Regions from separate parts of the Homo sapiens genome. Here regions 1 and 2 are each linked to region 3. The links are chromatin contacts, found by Hi-C or POLR2A ChIA-PET in ENCODE. All regions are on one chromosome and are shown on one strand. The core of a region is the stretch at or near the end of the contact, and the rest is flanking DNA. Distances in the headings are between cores, read along the strand shown. Region 1 overlaps ZMIZ1 (zinc finger MIZ-type containing 1). Region 2 overlaps ZMIZ1 (zinc finger MIZ-type containing 1). Region 3 overlaps ZMIZ1 (zinc finger MIZ-type containing 1).

What was found. Hi-C counts contacts between places; a loop is a spot of excess contacts on that map. ChIA-PET counts read pairs that join two places held with the same protein, here RNA polymerase II (POLR2A). Pooled maps may share reads with other maps.
Region 1: a loop to region 3 is called in a pooled map, with 7 times the contacts of the local background. The contact joins two enhancer-like sites. A Hi-C loop is called at or near these places in 3 of 37 single-sample maps with no recorded cell type and 4 of 50 pooled maps. POLR2A ChIA-PET finds 5 or more read pairs at or near these places in 1 of 52 experiments (WTC11).
Region 2: a loop to region 3 is called in a map with no recorded cell type, with 3 times the contacts of the local background. The contact joins two enhancer-like sites. A Hi-C loop is called at or near these places in 2 of 37 single-sample maps with no recorded cell type and 3 of 50 pooled maps. POLR2A ChIA-PET finds 5 or more read pairs at or near these places in 1 of 52 experiments (activated B cell).

The regions. Positions count from the first base shown.
Region 1 is chr10:79,094,249-79,098,999 of GRCh38, forward strand. The region is part of intron 1 of ZMIZ1 (zinc finger MIZ-type containing 1); the gene reads left to right. Among named protein-coding and RNA genes, the nearest start is that of ZMIZ1, 28 kb to the left of the region's middle. RefSeq lists enhancers at 2,806-3,377, 4,576-4,735. Within about 2 kb of position 2,944, at least 5 of the 41 ENCODE cell types and tissues checked have a DNase peak (open chromatin) inside an H3K27ac peak, as active enhancers do.
Region 2 is chr10:79,113,676-79,118,397 of GRCh38, forward strand. The region is part of intron 1 of ZMIZ1 (zinc finger MIZ-type containing 1); the gene reads left to right. Among named protein-coding and RNA genes, the nearest start is that of ZMIZ1, 47 kb to the left of the region's middle. RefSeq lists enhancers at 1-269, 270-860, 861-1,449, 2,735-2,784 and a silencer at 3,395-3,464. Within about 2 kb of position 3,401, at least 11 of the 41 ENCODE cell types and tissues checked have a DNase peak (open chromatin) inside an H3K27ac peak, as active enhancers do.
Region 3 is chr10:79,245,941-79,250,558 of GRCh38, forward strand. All of the region lies in intron 7 of ZMIZ1 (zinc finger MIZ-type containing 1), which reads left to right. Among named protein-coding and RNA genes, the nearest start is that of PPIF, 99 kb to the right of the region's middle. RefSeq lists enhancers at 1-56, 277-446, 2,114-3,028, 3,029-3,942, 3,192-3,241 and 2 more, a silencer at 1,352-1,421 and a cis regulatory region at 2,407-2,907. Within about 2 kb of position 2,636, at least 28 of the 41 ENCODE cell types and tissues checked have a DNase peak (open chromatin) inside an H3K27ac peak, as active enhancers do.

The DNA.
Region 1 (4,751 bases), core at 1,694-4,193, 150 kb before region 3:
CTGGCATTGCATGCCAGGTGCAGAGCCCACGGGCGACTCAGAAGGCCACGAACGCTGGGGCCAAGGCGGCCTCTGCTCTCCCTGCAACCCGGAGGGAGCTGGAGCCAGAGCCAGATCTCAGGAAACTGGGGTCATTGCATAGAGGCTGCCAGACAGTCTGCAGAGCTCAGCGGCCTGGGTTCAAACCTTCTCGCACACTGCCACTGTCGGTTACTTTGGCTTTCTAGAGCCAGATTCCTTGGCCATGAAATGGGTACTGCTTACTTCCCAGGTTATTTTGAGAATGAAGTGAGATGAAGTCAACAGTAGATGTATCTGTCCGTTGTCCCTGCCCTGCTGTGGGATGACAGAGTGATTTTGGACAAGACCAAGGCCTCGCTGGGCATCACTGTCTTCTTCAGAAAGCAATGGGGCTAGGCCAGGTGCACAGTGGCTCACGCCTCTAATCCCTGCACTTTGGGAGGCCAAGGTGAGCGGATCGCTTGAGCTCAGGAGTTCGAGACTAGCCTGGGCAACACAGTGAAACCCTGTCTTTACCAGAAATACAAAAACTAGCTGAGCATGGTGGTGTGCACCTTTAGTCCCAGCTACTGGGGAGGCTGAGATGAGAAGATTGCTTGAGCCCAGGAGGTCGAGGCTGTAGTGAGCCACAGTTGCGCCACTGCAGTCCAGCCTGTGTGACAGAGCAAGACCCTGCCCCTCCTGGAAAAAAAAAAAAAAAGAGAGAGAGAGAAAGCAAGCAAGCAGTGGCGCTGGATGCTGATCAGAGGCCTGGGGCCCTTGGACCAGAGAGGGCTGTCCCTGCCCAGCTGGCTACAGGAGCTCTGACTCTCAGACCAGCCTAGGTTCATATCCTGTGTCTTCCACTTGTGGGACCTTGGGCATTTGACTTCCTCTCAGGACCTCAGTTTTCATGGGTAGAAAGTGGGAACGATTAAGGTTGTTGGAAAGACAAAATATGCTCATGTACACTTAGTGCTCAGCATAGGGCTGGCCACATGGTGAATGCTCATAAATCAGTCATGTCTATAACATACATTTCAAGGGAAAAACATCTGTTTTGAGGGCAGAACGCTATCAAGTCAAATATTTTCCTGATTTAATTTCAATAGTACTGTTATAAAAAACAATAACCATGATACCGATAGTTAGAAGACCGCCCCTTCCAGGCCCACTTCTTTACCCCTTTGCTTTTTGGCAATAACCCTTGTGCAGAGCCAACCCCATTCTCCTGACCTAACCAGTTCTCACCTGGCCATGCGGCCTTTCCGGGTGTCAGGCAGGTCTCTCCGGTTAGGTAAGGGAGGCCTCATCCTTCTTACCTGACTGCTCTGAGTGCAGATCTATGCTGCTTCCCATCTTCTCCAGGCGCCTGATCTATTACCTTGGGCTTGGAACGCACCTAACAAAGGCTACCGTGAGGAGGCCCCTCGGTACCTGTTCATCTGGACACATCGTGCAGACCCCCGCACCCCGTGTGGCTCCCGGTTAATCTTCAGGGTGCAATCAATTTCTTCCTCAGAGGCCAGACTTCATTGTTCTAAGCCTTTCTCAGATCCACATCTTGGGGCTGCTGGGGTCCCTGCATCTGTGTCCTGGTGGTCAGTTTGAAGCACCAGCAGACAGCAGCGCTAAAGGCACCTTGTGTGTACTACGTGTGGCCATCTAGGGATGTCTCCTCTGTTGCTGAACCTGCAGATCCCCGTGAGGCAGGTGGGGCCACAGGCCTCTCCCCTCTGTTTTATAGGGGAGGTAATTGAGCAGAACTTAGGACAGTTACATGCTTTGCTTCAGTTGCGGGGCTGGGATTTGGACCTGGCTCCTGGCCTGACACAGGTCCTCAGCTTCCACCAGCCTTGCTGCCTCTGAAGGTTGCTGGAGAAAGGAAGCTGAATGTAGAGGGTGGGTCTGGAGGAGAGGGGGAGGAGATGAGCCCAGAAGGACAAATGTTTGCACAAGGAGTTAGAAATGAGATGTCTAGGCTGGGCACGGTGGCTCACGCCTGTAATACCAGCACTTTGGGAGGCCGAGACAGGCGGATCACAAGGTCAGGAGATCGAGACCATCCTGGCTAACACGGTGAAACCCTGTCTCTACTAAAAAATACAAAAAAATTAGCCAGGTGTGGTGGTGGGCACCTGTGGTCCCAGCTACTAGGGAGGCTGAGGCAGGAGAATGGCGTGAACCCGGGAGGCGGAGCTTGCAGTGAGCCGAGATTGCGCCACTGCACTCCAGCCTGGGCGACAGAGTGAGACTCCGTCTCAAAAGAAAAGAAAAGAAAAGAAAAGAAATGAGACGGCTTCAAAGAACCTCCAGCACGTGGAGGTGAGGGGTGGGAAGGGCTCTGAAACCATTGGCCGTTTTCTTGAGTGCTTCTTGACCCGAAACGCTGCCTTGAGGGGTTGATAGAGACTGGCTCCTTCAGTCAATGCCTGCTTTCAGACCTGGATGTGGGGGCCTGCTGGGTGCCAGCCCCCTGCTAGGCTCTGGGAATAGGACAATGGCCAGAACAGATAAGATCCCTGTCTGCTGGGAGCCAAAGAGAGAAACCAGGTAAACAAGACAATCACAATCAAGGACACCTTTATAAATTATGATAAGCACCAAGAAAGAAACAAACAGGGTGCTGAATAGAAAACCACCCAGAGGTGAGTGTGGGGGCCTTGAGACAGGAAGGCCTTTCTGAGGAGGGCCGTGAGATGATGGGGTGGGAAAAGAGAGCACACAGGCAGAGGAAACAGCGTGTGCAAAGGCTAGAGACAGAGAGGGGTCCCATGTGGCTCGGGGATGACCGGCAGGGGCAGAGCAGCTGAAACACGGTGGGCACCATGCATATCTTCCAGCTCCACTTGCCCCCGGGTCGCCAGCAGTGCTGCCAGCCTGCTGTGGGCATGGGCTCAGGTGTGGACATGCCTGTATCTGCTGGGGGGTCCCACATGGTGCTGGCTCCCTGCCTCAGCCAAGAGGCACATGACACATGACATCACTGGCTATTTCTGCCTCCCACCGGCCACCTCCATCTTTGCAGCATGAAGGGAGGCCTGGCCTGAGCCCTTAACTGGTCCCCTGGCTTGGCTGTCTGCCACTGAATATCACCTGCTATTTCAGTGACCATCCTGCTGTCATAGAGGGCAGAGGAGGCTGAGGGGTGCAAGGGCTGTCACCAGGGGTCCCCGGACAAGCCCAGGTTCTTCCGCCTAGGGTCAGCCCTGGCCCTGCAACCTTTGTTTATTTACTTTGGGCCTTGCTCAAAACTAGTAGCAAGCTGCCTGGAATGCAATGTGACGAACTCGAGATAATAATAAAATCAATTGGACTGTTTCCCCAGTAATTCTAGAGACTGATGCATCATTAATGTTGGTAATACAGTGCCTGTCAGATCACAAACTTCTCAATAAATGTGCAGCTGGCAAGCTCTGATAGAAATTGGAGGCAAGCAGAGAATGAGATTTGGGGCCTTTGATATATGGGGTGTCAGTGGCGCAGTGAAGTTTTTATCAATTTCTGTCACTTTGGGCTTTTGTGCTCACAGCATATGTGGTCTTCATGGCACCTCTCTGTGGGCTGCTTGGATGCTAACTGCACCCCCCCACCCAACAGTGTGAGGAAGAGGAGTTCCTGGAGAGGCCTCAGCAGCACTGGTGCCCTTCTGTGCAGCTTCATTACCAGGGGCTTCTCAGGCAGACGTAGACGGGCAAAGCCTTTGGACTTGACTCTGTGGATCACTCAGGCACTCTCCAAGCATTGATTGAGTCCCTGTTGGATTCAAGATGCCACTGGGCCCTCGGAGGCCTTTGGAGGCTCTGGAGGACTTGATGGAAGTCTGGGGCTTGGGGTTGTGGGGAATGGTCAAATGATCATTCCTACCTAAGGGTCAGGAGAAAATGGAAGCAGTGTGTGAGCTAGCCTGGAAGTGTCTTGCCAGGTAGACTAGGAGAAGAGACTATTAGACTGGGGAGCTCTGTGGGCCCAGGCCCTGAAGCATGATGAATCCTGGAGTTTATGCGGGAGTGAGGACTTTGGCCAGGCCAGGCCCCAGCGGCATTGGAGAGAAGGCAGAAGCTGCCTGGAGGCAGTGTAGTGTGGTGGTTAGCACAAGCACTCTGGAGCTAGACAGGCAGGCTCCGAATCCTAGCTCCCACACTTAGCAGCTGGGCAACCTCAGGGAAGTGACTCGACCGCTCTGTGCCTCAGTTTCCTCACCTGTAAAATGGAGGTGGTGATAGTTGACCACCTATCTCGAAGGACTCTAGCGAGCATAAATGAATTAATACTTGTATGAGTGCCTGGTCCATTGCAAGCACCTGATAAGTAATTGGCATTACTTTTGCATAATGAGCTCAGTGAACCCACCAGTCACCTGAAAGCCATACAGTGAGATTCAGAGAGTTGAAGTGGGGCATCCGCACTCATACAGCCGCCCAGAAGCAGAACTGAGATTTGAGTGCAGGTGATCTCAAAACCTGCGTCTCTAAGCTGCTGCTGAGGCTGCGGTTGAGAAGCGTGGGCCTTGGGTGCCCAGGTGGAGGAGGTGGCATGCGGCTGGGGGCCCAGCACCCTACCGAGGACAGGCCTGTGAGGTCACCGTCATTAGCAAGGAGATTGGGTGGGCAGTGAGTCAGCTCAGGCTTCATTTGTCAGTAGCCCTCTGGAGCTGGAGAACTTCTGAGACTGGGGACTTGACTGTGGTGCAGACGTCTGCATTGGCCCCTGGAGGCTGGAAGTGGCTTTGAGTAGCAGAGGAGCCAAAT
Region 2 (4,722 bases), core at 2,151-4,650, 130 kb before region 3:
TCGTTGTCTGTGTGATTTTCTGCTCCCCCTCCAAGAATTTACACAAGAATGACTTTTTTGGTGAAGGCTTCCCTGGCACCCCTACTCTGGCCAAGGCTGCCCCCCTTTCCTCTGAGCCCCCTCTCCATTGATGGCTCCTATCACAGTGTAGTATATTCACGTTTGGAGCCCGTTCACCTGTGTAGGTGCCTTGAGGCTTTTTTCTTTGTGGGTCCTACAGGCCTGATGTGTAGTATCAGCTCAATAAAAGCAGGCTGGATTTAATTAAGGGGGTTCCTGAAGGCGGTGCTGGAGTCTCCCTTTGTTAATGGTGTGGTGAAGAGGAGGCGGGAGTTTGCAAATGGAGAGAGGCTGACTTGCCTGCCGGACTCCTACCCCCGATCCCCTCTGAGGGCAGTGCTGCCCCTCTGACTGCTGGGGACTGGGGTGGCCCCCTCCATTTCTATCCAGCGGCAGACTTCCCTGCCCGGCAGGAGCTGGCTCCCCAGGTTGCCGGAGTGATCACTCTCCAGAAAACACCCCAGTGGAAACTGCATGAATGATTGATAAGAGCTGAGAGCTGTTTAATTTTTTCCCCCTGTTTAATGGCTATCAATAATTTAATACGCTCTCTGTATGTTTTTAAGAAATAGCACCCATTTCGCCGTCTCCGGTTTAGCGGGCTAAATGATTTAAGTGTTGGAAATGTGCTCTGAGGATGGAGGTTGAGTGAGTCGGAGAAATCTGGAGGCTGGGAGTGGGGGAAGGCGGGTTCAGAGCCAGCCACAGCATCTTGGCCTGGGTGTGTATGTGTGTGTGTGTCTGTGTGTGTGTGTGTGCGTGTGTGTGTGCGTGTGTGTGTGTGTGTGTGTGTGTGTGTGTGTGTGAAGGTGGGAGGGAGAAGGGAGGGAGGGAAGGGGCGGGTAAAAGCCAGCTCCTCTCTGCTAAGAGCAAGATAATTGCTTTTCCGGGGCCTCACTGAGCAGCAGCTGAACAGCTGTCAGCACCCCCCTCCACAAATGCTAAGCTTTTTTTCTGGATGGCTCTGGGGGGCCCAGGGGGGCTAGGAAGGAGCTGCCACCAGTATCACCACGGGCTGAGAATCTCCCCTCCCCCTGACATCTTTGCCCCCTCTTAAAGCTTCTAAATCACTTTTATTTTAACGACGCAGTAAGGCTGCTGCCCGGGTGGTGTCTTCCAGGTGGGGTGTGGGTGGTGGAGTGGAGTGAGGGACTCAGAGGGACCTGGAGGGTCATCTGCCAGTGCTCCCCCAAACTTTCCAGATGCAGAGCATCACCTGGGAGGACTTGCTAAAAATTTAAATTTCTGGGCTGTGTTCCAGACCCATAGACTTCCACTCCCAGGGGAAAGGCCTGGGAAGTTGTGGGTTTAACAATCAGCCCAGGTGATTCTTAGCAGAGGAGTTTGGGAACTATAGAGTCCAGCTCTGTTCTGGTGCTTACAGCACCCACAGCACCACGTGGCAGCTCCCTTCTGCTTGCATGCCTCTGGGAATGAGGTACTCACCACCTCCCAAGGTAGCAGACCCACTTGTGGAAGGCATACTCTAGTCTAGAGTTGCTTCTGATGTTAGGCTGTGACCTACCCAGCTGCCCTTGTGGGCTTGGAGTTCTCTCTGCTACAGGACAGACCGTGTTTCCTGGGATCTGATGTCTTTCCCTCTCCCAGCCTTGCCACTTTTTGGCTTGTTTGGGCCTCTCTGCTGGGTAAGGAGCTTCCTCTCTTAGCAAAGGGTCCTGGAGGTAGAAGGCAGGAAGGTGACAGGTGCTGTGGCCTGTCTGTAGTGTGTGAGGTGGCTGCATCATCCTATTGCTGGTAAGCATCATCGCTGGTACAGTGGAGACCCTGAGGAAGGCAGAAAGATGGTGGGCCTCAGCACTGCCTTGGCCTGTCAGGGATTCCATTCCTCCCACGAGAGAGAAAACTGGCTCATCAGAGATCGTTGTGTCAGCCATAGCTCTTAGATGACACTGGGGGGAACTGAGGGCTGAGGGGTTTCCCCAGAGACCACATATCTATTTAGGACAGAGCTGGAGCTGCAAATGTGGGGGCGAGAGGCCCTTAGAGGGGTGGCCAGGCCAAGGCCCTGGCTTTAGGGATCAGCTGAGGCCCCAGCCAGTCACTCACCTGAGGTTGGATGGGGGAGGGCTTCCGCCTTCTCAGTCACTCAGGGCTGATGGACAATTCATGGAGTCAATACATGGAAGGATTTTGGTGGAGCCGATGCCCACTCTGTCTGGCATTACAACTCTTCCTTCTGTCTGCCTAGCAGTTTCCATTGTTTTGCCAGAGGGTGTAGCATTATACTACGGCCATGGGTCTTGCAATTTTGTTTTAATAGATAATTAAGAGGGAAGGAGTGGTGCACATTTACTGGGCATCATGGCTTACTGTGAAATGGGGAGTATAATCCCCCCGTAAGCCCTGCACTCTGTAGCCCCTTACTGCACCCCCGGATTCAGCCCCACCCTCCATCTCTGTGGGAGAAGCCTGGGTCCCCAGGAGAGAATTGCCCTGTTGGGTGCTGGCAGCTGACCTATCTTGAGATCCCAGTTCCCCATCCTACCCTGAAGCCTGCTCTGGCCATCACAGTATGGCTGGGGGTGTCTCGACCCTGGGGGAAGAGGAGTAGGGGTGTCACCCAACCCTGATAGAGCTTCTGCTTGGAGAACTCCGAGAGCTGCAGAGGCAGAAGAGAGACTTACACACTCTGGGGAAGACCCAGCCCCAGAGAGAGAACTGTGTGAATATGGACACCCAGGCAAGGCCTGGGGAGGTCAGGGAGGGCCTCCAGGAGAAGGTGCCACCTGACTGCAGGCTTGAGCATGGTAGGAAGGGGAAGGGCATCCTGCGGTGGAGGTGTGATGCAGCCTGTGGGGGTGCACAGAAGAGTGAGGTAGAGCCTGCAGGGCTGGGGATGGGCTACAGAGGCCGGCTGGCCAGGGCGGGGCTGACCTGATTCAGTTGGGTGGAAAGCCACGGAAAGATTTGTCTTTAGTTCCATTGAAGTGTTACACCCATGCAGAAAAGTGTGTATCTCCTACATTTGTAGCTTGACAAATTATCCTGAAGGGCACATGCTTCTGTAGCTGCCAGGCAGATCAAGAAACAGAACCTTGCAGACCCACTAGAGCCCCCTGTGCCCTCTACTCACTGCCCCCTCAAGGATACCGACTGTCCTGACTTCCAGCCTGCTGTGAGTTATCTCCTGCTGCCCAGCAAACCACCTGAAAACTTGGTGGCTTAAAGCAGCCACCATTTATGAAACCTCACAATTCTGTGGTTTGGCTGGACTTCTCCTCCTGATTCGCTTGGGCTCATGTGACTCCAGTCACGTTTGAGTGTCTGCTGGACTGGAAGGTCCAGATGGCCTCAGTCACACGGGCAGTGGGTGCTGGCTGTTGCCAGGGGAGTTCCCCACCCTCCACTAAGACAGACACCTCCCTCCATGGCCTGCAGCCTCACAAGAGAGGCAAGGCCAGAAATGGCAGGACCTCTTGAGGAGGCCTAGTCTCTATAACTCACAAAATGTCACTCACACCGAATCCTATTGATCTAAACAACTCTCAAGGCCAGCTCTCAGCAGGTGGAGAACAGACTCCGCCTCTTGATAGGAGGAACTCCAGAGGACCCCTGCCGTATTTCATCTATTACAGGCGTAGAGTCTTTTTGCCCTTCTTGACCTTTATATAAATGGATCTCATAAGTGTATTCTCTGTCGTGCCTGGCTTTTTGAGTCAACATTGTGTTTGCAAGATTTACCCGTAGTGTTGTTGGATGAAGTTGCAGATCACTCATTCCCAAGCCTGTGCAGCAGTTTGTTGTGTGGAAACACCAGTTGACCCATTCTATGGTTGGTGGCCATCTGGGAAGTTTTCATTTTCTGGCTGTTACGAATTGCCTTGCTACGAGCATTCTAACACATGTCTTCTGGTGAACATATGCACATTTTTCTGTGGACATGGAGTTCCTGGGTCATGGGAGAGGTCACAGGGTAAGAGACCCTTCCAAACTATTCTTCCAAGTGGTGGGTCTAGTGTCTAGTGTGTGCCCCACCAGCAGAAGGGGGACTTTACAAAGACCCAGCTGAAGATGGGCTGGAGGTGCATCTTGTGGACACTGGAAGGGGCTTCCTGTGATGTCCCCTCTGCCCGCCCTGAGCCTCAGGCCCCCAGGTCAGGGGAAGTAGAGCCATGAGGCTGATCCCTCTTTTCTGAGCATGAGCTTTCCTGCTACACTTTTTCCACCCCAGAGGCCTCCTATTGCCTTCTCCTTTTCCCAGCAGCTGCCTTTCATGGTTGACCTGACCCTCAACAGTCAGGGAGGCCAGGGGTCTGCAGATGCAGGAACTGGGGGGAGACAGCCACACAGCCTCCATCCCTGAGGAGATTTGGACTTCACTCCAGCCTTGCCTTTCACCATGGGAGGAACCCTTTCCCTCTCAGGGCCTCAGTTTCCTCATTTGTAAAATGACAAGGAAAAGTATCAACCTCACCAAGTCCCTTTCTTCTCATCAATCTGACCCCATATTCTAGAATCGAATAGAGGAAGGGATGGGGGGAGGCCTCCTGACTTCAGTCAGCCCATGTTTTTCTGTTTGTTCACTGCACACTTTCACGGCACCATTCATCCATCAAGGAATCTCTGTGGTCCTTGTTAACCAGTTCAGAGGACAGAGAGAAACTAGACTTCACTCCCAATGTCCAGGAGCTGGGCCTGGAG
Region 3 (4,618 bases), core at 1,386-3,885:
AGACAGCGCTGTCCAGGAGGATAGACTTAAGACAGAGGTGCAGTGAGGACACTAGCTCAGAGCCCACAAGTGTAACAGTGCAGGCGAGTCTGTTAGATAAAGAGACCTCCTGTTTCTCTAGCATTTGTTTTGTGGCAGCCTGCTGCGGGGAAGGAGTAGACCAGCCAGGCATTCCCATTTAACACAGGAGAAAACTGAGGTTCACTTTTGCCCAAGGTCATCCAGCAAGAGGGTGGCATGAGTCCCAGGTCTCCAACCCCTTGGCCAGCACTCTGTCATCCAGCAGAGGTCAGCCAGGGGGCACGAGTGGGCAGCGGTCCCAGGAGCAGCCTCAGACCTCCCTGAGGGACAGTCTTGGTGCCAGTAGGCGTCAGTCCCTGTGAAGTCATCCATTGATCGGGCGGGAGCGCCAGCTCAGCCTCGGGTCCTCAGGAACAGAGAGTTCTGTGCTGGCAGAGCTGGAAGGAGCGGGCGCGAGGCTCTCTGGGCAAGGGAGGTGTTTACCTTGAGCGATGCGGCATGGGTCCCTCGGGAGAGGCTGGCTCCTCCATGGGGAAGGAACTCCTCAGTGGGGCCTGTGGCTGGGATCCTTAGCACCACCTCAGAGAGAGGGGTACAGGCCCGAACCCAGCAGGGAGAAGGATTTCGGGACCTTTGACTGGTACAGAGTGCACCTCACCCTTGCTCTTGCCCCGCCACACCGTGTCACAGAGCATCTGCTGGGCCTCCCTCGCCCTCCTTCCCCAAGCCTCGGCTGCAGGAGGAAACTCTCCCAGGGCCTGGCAGAGCAGCAGCTGCCTCACGAGGGAGCCTGCAAAGGGAAAAACAAGGCCTCCACCCTCGAAGCACTTCCAGCTTCCCAGGGAGCTCCCTGGCCAGACACCACAGGCAGGGAAGGAAGGCCAGCCCACTGGCCGGAGGGCCGAAGGGACTTCCTGCCCCAAGGTCACATGGCAGGAGAGGCCATGGATGGAGCCAATGCCCTCTCCCAGCCCACTGCAAATCCCAGTCTCCCAGTGGGAACGTGTGGTTTATGATTTCATTGTGCCTGCTGCCTGGTTTCCTGCTCCAGCCCTGAGGTGAGGGTTAGCTTCCTGTGGCCTTGTCCCTGTGTCCTGAGGTGCCCACTCCCCCAGCAGCAGGCCTTGCTGCCGCCTCCAGCTCCCATGGCCCTGACCTGACTGAAGTGGGAGGTCTGAAAATGCGGTGGCTTTCTGCAGGGACCCCCGCACACCAGAAAGAGGGTTCTTCAAGGCCCATCAGGGCAGCTTGAGGGATGCGAGGACCTTTGGCGACACTCTCAGGTTTCCAGTCCTCTAGAGGGAGAAAATGGTCAGGGGCGGGGCACTGATGAGGCCTTTCCGGGGAGCCCTTCCAGGACCCATAGTGAGTCCCTCGGGGAAGCTCACAGTGTCCTTGTTCCCCAGGATCTGATGGGCTGTGTGCCTTTCCAAACTGATGCACAGAGCTGGGAGCTACCCCCATCACCCAGAGTACTGGGCGTGAGGACCCCTGGGTGGGCCAAGCAGGCAGTCTGCTGTCCCCCTGCCTGGCCAGGCTCAGGAAGTATGACCCTTTTCCTCCCTCTCAGTAGCCCCAGCCATGGCCCTGACTTCTCCTTAGAGCCACCCTGGGGCTTCTCTAAGCCGCAGAGACCCTGCTGGGTTCCCCAACTGCTCCCACCCCCCGTAGGGTGAGGCCAGGCCTTAGAAGTGCCTGGCCTGGGGCAGTGGTGCTGCTTTGTGTGTACTGGGTGAATGGAGAACAGGGGATTTAGCCAGGACACTCACATTTTCTGAGACTGAGGCTCCCAAACCACCCTGGAGAGTTGTTGGGTCTGAGGGGAGGCCCGGCCCCTGTGATTTGGCTTGTAAAGCTCCCCAGATAATTCTGATGCTATTGGTAGAATCATGGCTCCCAACACTAGCCCTGAAGTGATTGTATCTGTAGTCTGGTGCCAAATTAGTGTGTGACCTTTGGCAAGTCACTTCCCCTCTGGGGGCCTGAGTGTCTCATCTCTGCCTCATCTTTATCTCATCTCTAAAAGGTAGACTCCACTCCAGGGCCTCAATACCAGCCCTGTGCCAGAGAGGTGGGGAGAGAGGAAAGTGAGAAAGAAGCTTGGGCCATGTCTTTGGGTGCCACCACCCGCATCTGGGTGTGCAGTGGGAAATATTAGGGTGCAGCACGGCAAGAGAGAATTAGATGAACAGAGGCCTATGCTCTACACCCCAAGAGCTATAGAAGGAAGAGGGGAAAATGGTGACTTTCAGGCTGGAGCGGCCTGAAACACTTCCCAGGTGAAACTTGATTTTGGAAATGGGCAGGATGAGAAAGGACTGTTGGGTGGGAGGACTAGTAGCTGCGAAGGCTTGGAAACCAGGAGAGGTATGGCGCTTGATGAGAAAGGAGGATGTCCCTCCAGATGGCAGGGGGGAGGTTAGCAGGAGCTCGAGGAGAGGTTGAGTGAGGCTGCTGCAACACCTTCAGGGCAGTGGGGAGCCATCAAAGGCTTTGGAGCCTCAGAGGCACTGGGACTCCTCCTGCTTCTAGGAGCAGGGCTGCTGCTGAGTAGCAGGCAGGAATCGGGCATAGAAGTTGGGAGTAGTGCGAGGTCGGCGTCCTGCTGTGGGAATGTCCCTGCCCCTGCTGACGCAATGGAAAGCCTCGTCTTGTTTCAGGGTTCCTGTTTTGTGGTTGCCCATGGTGGGGGGCGAGGGCAGCCAGCTCTGCCTTCTGAGGAGCTCCGGGAACTGGATGGAGCTTGTCCAGACCTCCCCACAACAGTCCTCTGCTCTCCTGGAAAAGAGAGGCAGTCCTGTTTGTGGAGTCTCTCCCTAGTCCCTCGGGGGATTCTAGCCAGGCCCAGGAGGCTTTAAATCAATGTGTGCATTTCCCTGGGGCTGGGACTGGAGTGGATGGGTGCCAGCGGGTAGTCTCTGGGCTTGCAGAGTTGGTCTCCCACCCTCCCAGGGCTCCAGTGTTGAATCCCTGCTCCCTGGGTCAGAGCCTGAGGCACTAGTGATTTACCAGCTCCCTGTCTGCCTCCCAAGAGCTTATGATCTGATGGGCAGCTTCACTGTGCGCAGAAGATTTAGCAAGGTCTGGTTCAACCCCTGTGTGTGGGAGGCCAGGACTGTGAAAAAATGGGGGGCATGTTTCAGAGAGGAAGGAAAAAGGAAGCCCAAGGAGCCCTTTTTCCTGCCTCTCACTTCTGCTGCTTCCAGGCCCAGCTCTAATGCCATGGCATGGCCCAGGAAGCTTTCCCTGGATCCCCACACCCAGCGTCCGGGGCCACTGTCTCCTTGCGGTCCTTAGCTCCTGTGCACATCCAGGATCCAGCGCTGTACATCAGTAGCTTCCTGTCATCCCTTGCCCACCTGGGTGTCAGCCCACTACACTGACTTGAAGGACAGGCGGTTCGTGACTTGCATCCACGCTGGGTGCTGCGTAAATGTCTGTCAGATGGCCAGCCCGGAGCATGAGGACATGGCGGCCCTGGTCACCCAGGCAGGAATTGAAAGGCTCGAGGTCTTGGCCCAGCTCTGGCTCCCCAGCTTGTCTGTGTGATGTGAGGGGTGCCTGCCTTTCTTGAGGTCCCTGCTTGTAAGGAGCAGCGTGGGATTTACTGTGCTGTCCAGTATAGCAGCCACACATGTATTTAAATGTACATTAGTAAAATTAAATGAAGTTTTCAGTTCCTCAGTCACAGTAGTCACATTTCACGGGCTAGTGGCTACCAGATTGGACAGTGCAGTGGTGGAATGTTCCCATCATGGTAGAAAGATCTGTTGGCAGTGCTGTGCCTGAAGTGGTCACTCTGTGGCCCGCGGGCCTACCCTGTTGGCAGCTCTGGTGACTGCTCCTCTCCCTTTCCCCCCAATGCACGAGGGACCTCCCTGCCCAACTACCCGGGGCTCTTAAAATGGGGCCACCCGGTGTCCTTCCCAAGCCAGTGTCAGACAGTAATTATGAAACCCACATCTGTCATTTACCAGGTGACTTTGAGTAAGTCACCAAGGTTCTCTGAGCCTCTGTTTCCTGATCAGTGCAGTAGAGCTACTTGTCCCTGCCTGGCAGGGTTGCAGTGGGGAGTAAATGAGATGGGGCTAAAAGGCGCTTAGGTTGGTATCTGGCCCATAGTAACGTCTCAGTAGCTGGCAGCTTTCATCACTGTCAGGTGGATTCATCCCCTCGCAGCATGGGCTTAGTTCCAAAACTGGCTGGGCATTAGGTTCCCCTCAAGTTCCTGAGCCCGAGACTGGGTTCTCTCCACCCAGCTCCACCACCAGCCCCCTTCTGTCTGAGCCTCAGTTTTCTCATCTGTACAGTACTCCTGCCTGTCCTTGCCCTGTGTTGCAGCTGGAGACCTTGCTGTGCCCTGTGGAGGGTGGTGCCATCTGGGGGCTTATCCCTCCTTCCAGCATGGCCACTGTAACAGGAGAGCCTGAGAAGGTCAGGGGACAGAGGGGCACAAGTGTGCTTGCCACTTGTCTGTCCCAGAGAGAAGCTGCCTGGCTGTCCCTCCGGCAGCCATCAGGGAGGTCCTAGCATGTGTCAGCTCTGGAGGAAGTAAGCGTGGCCGGCACCCACGTGCCCACTTTCATTTCCCTCTTGG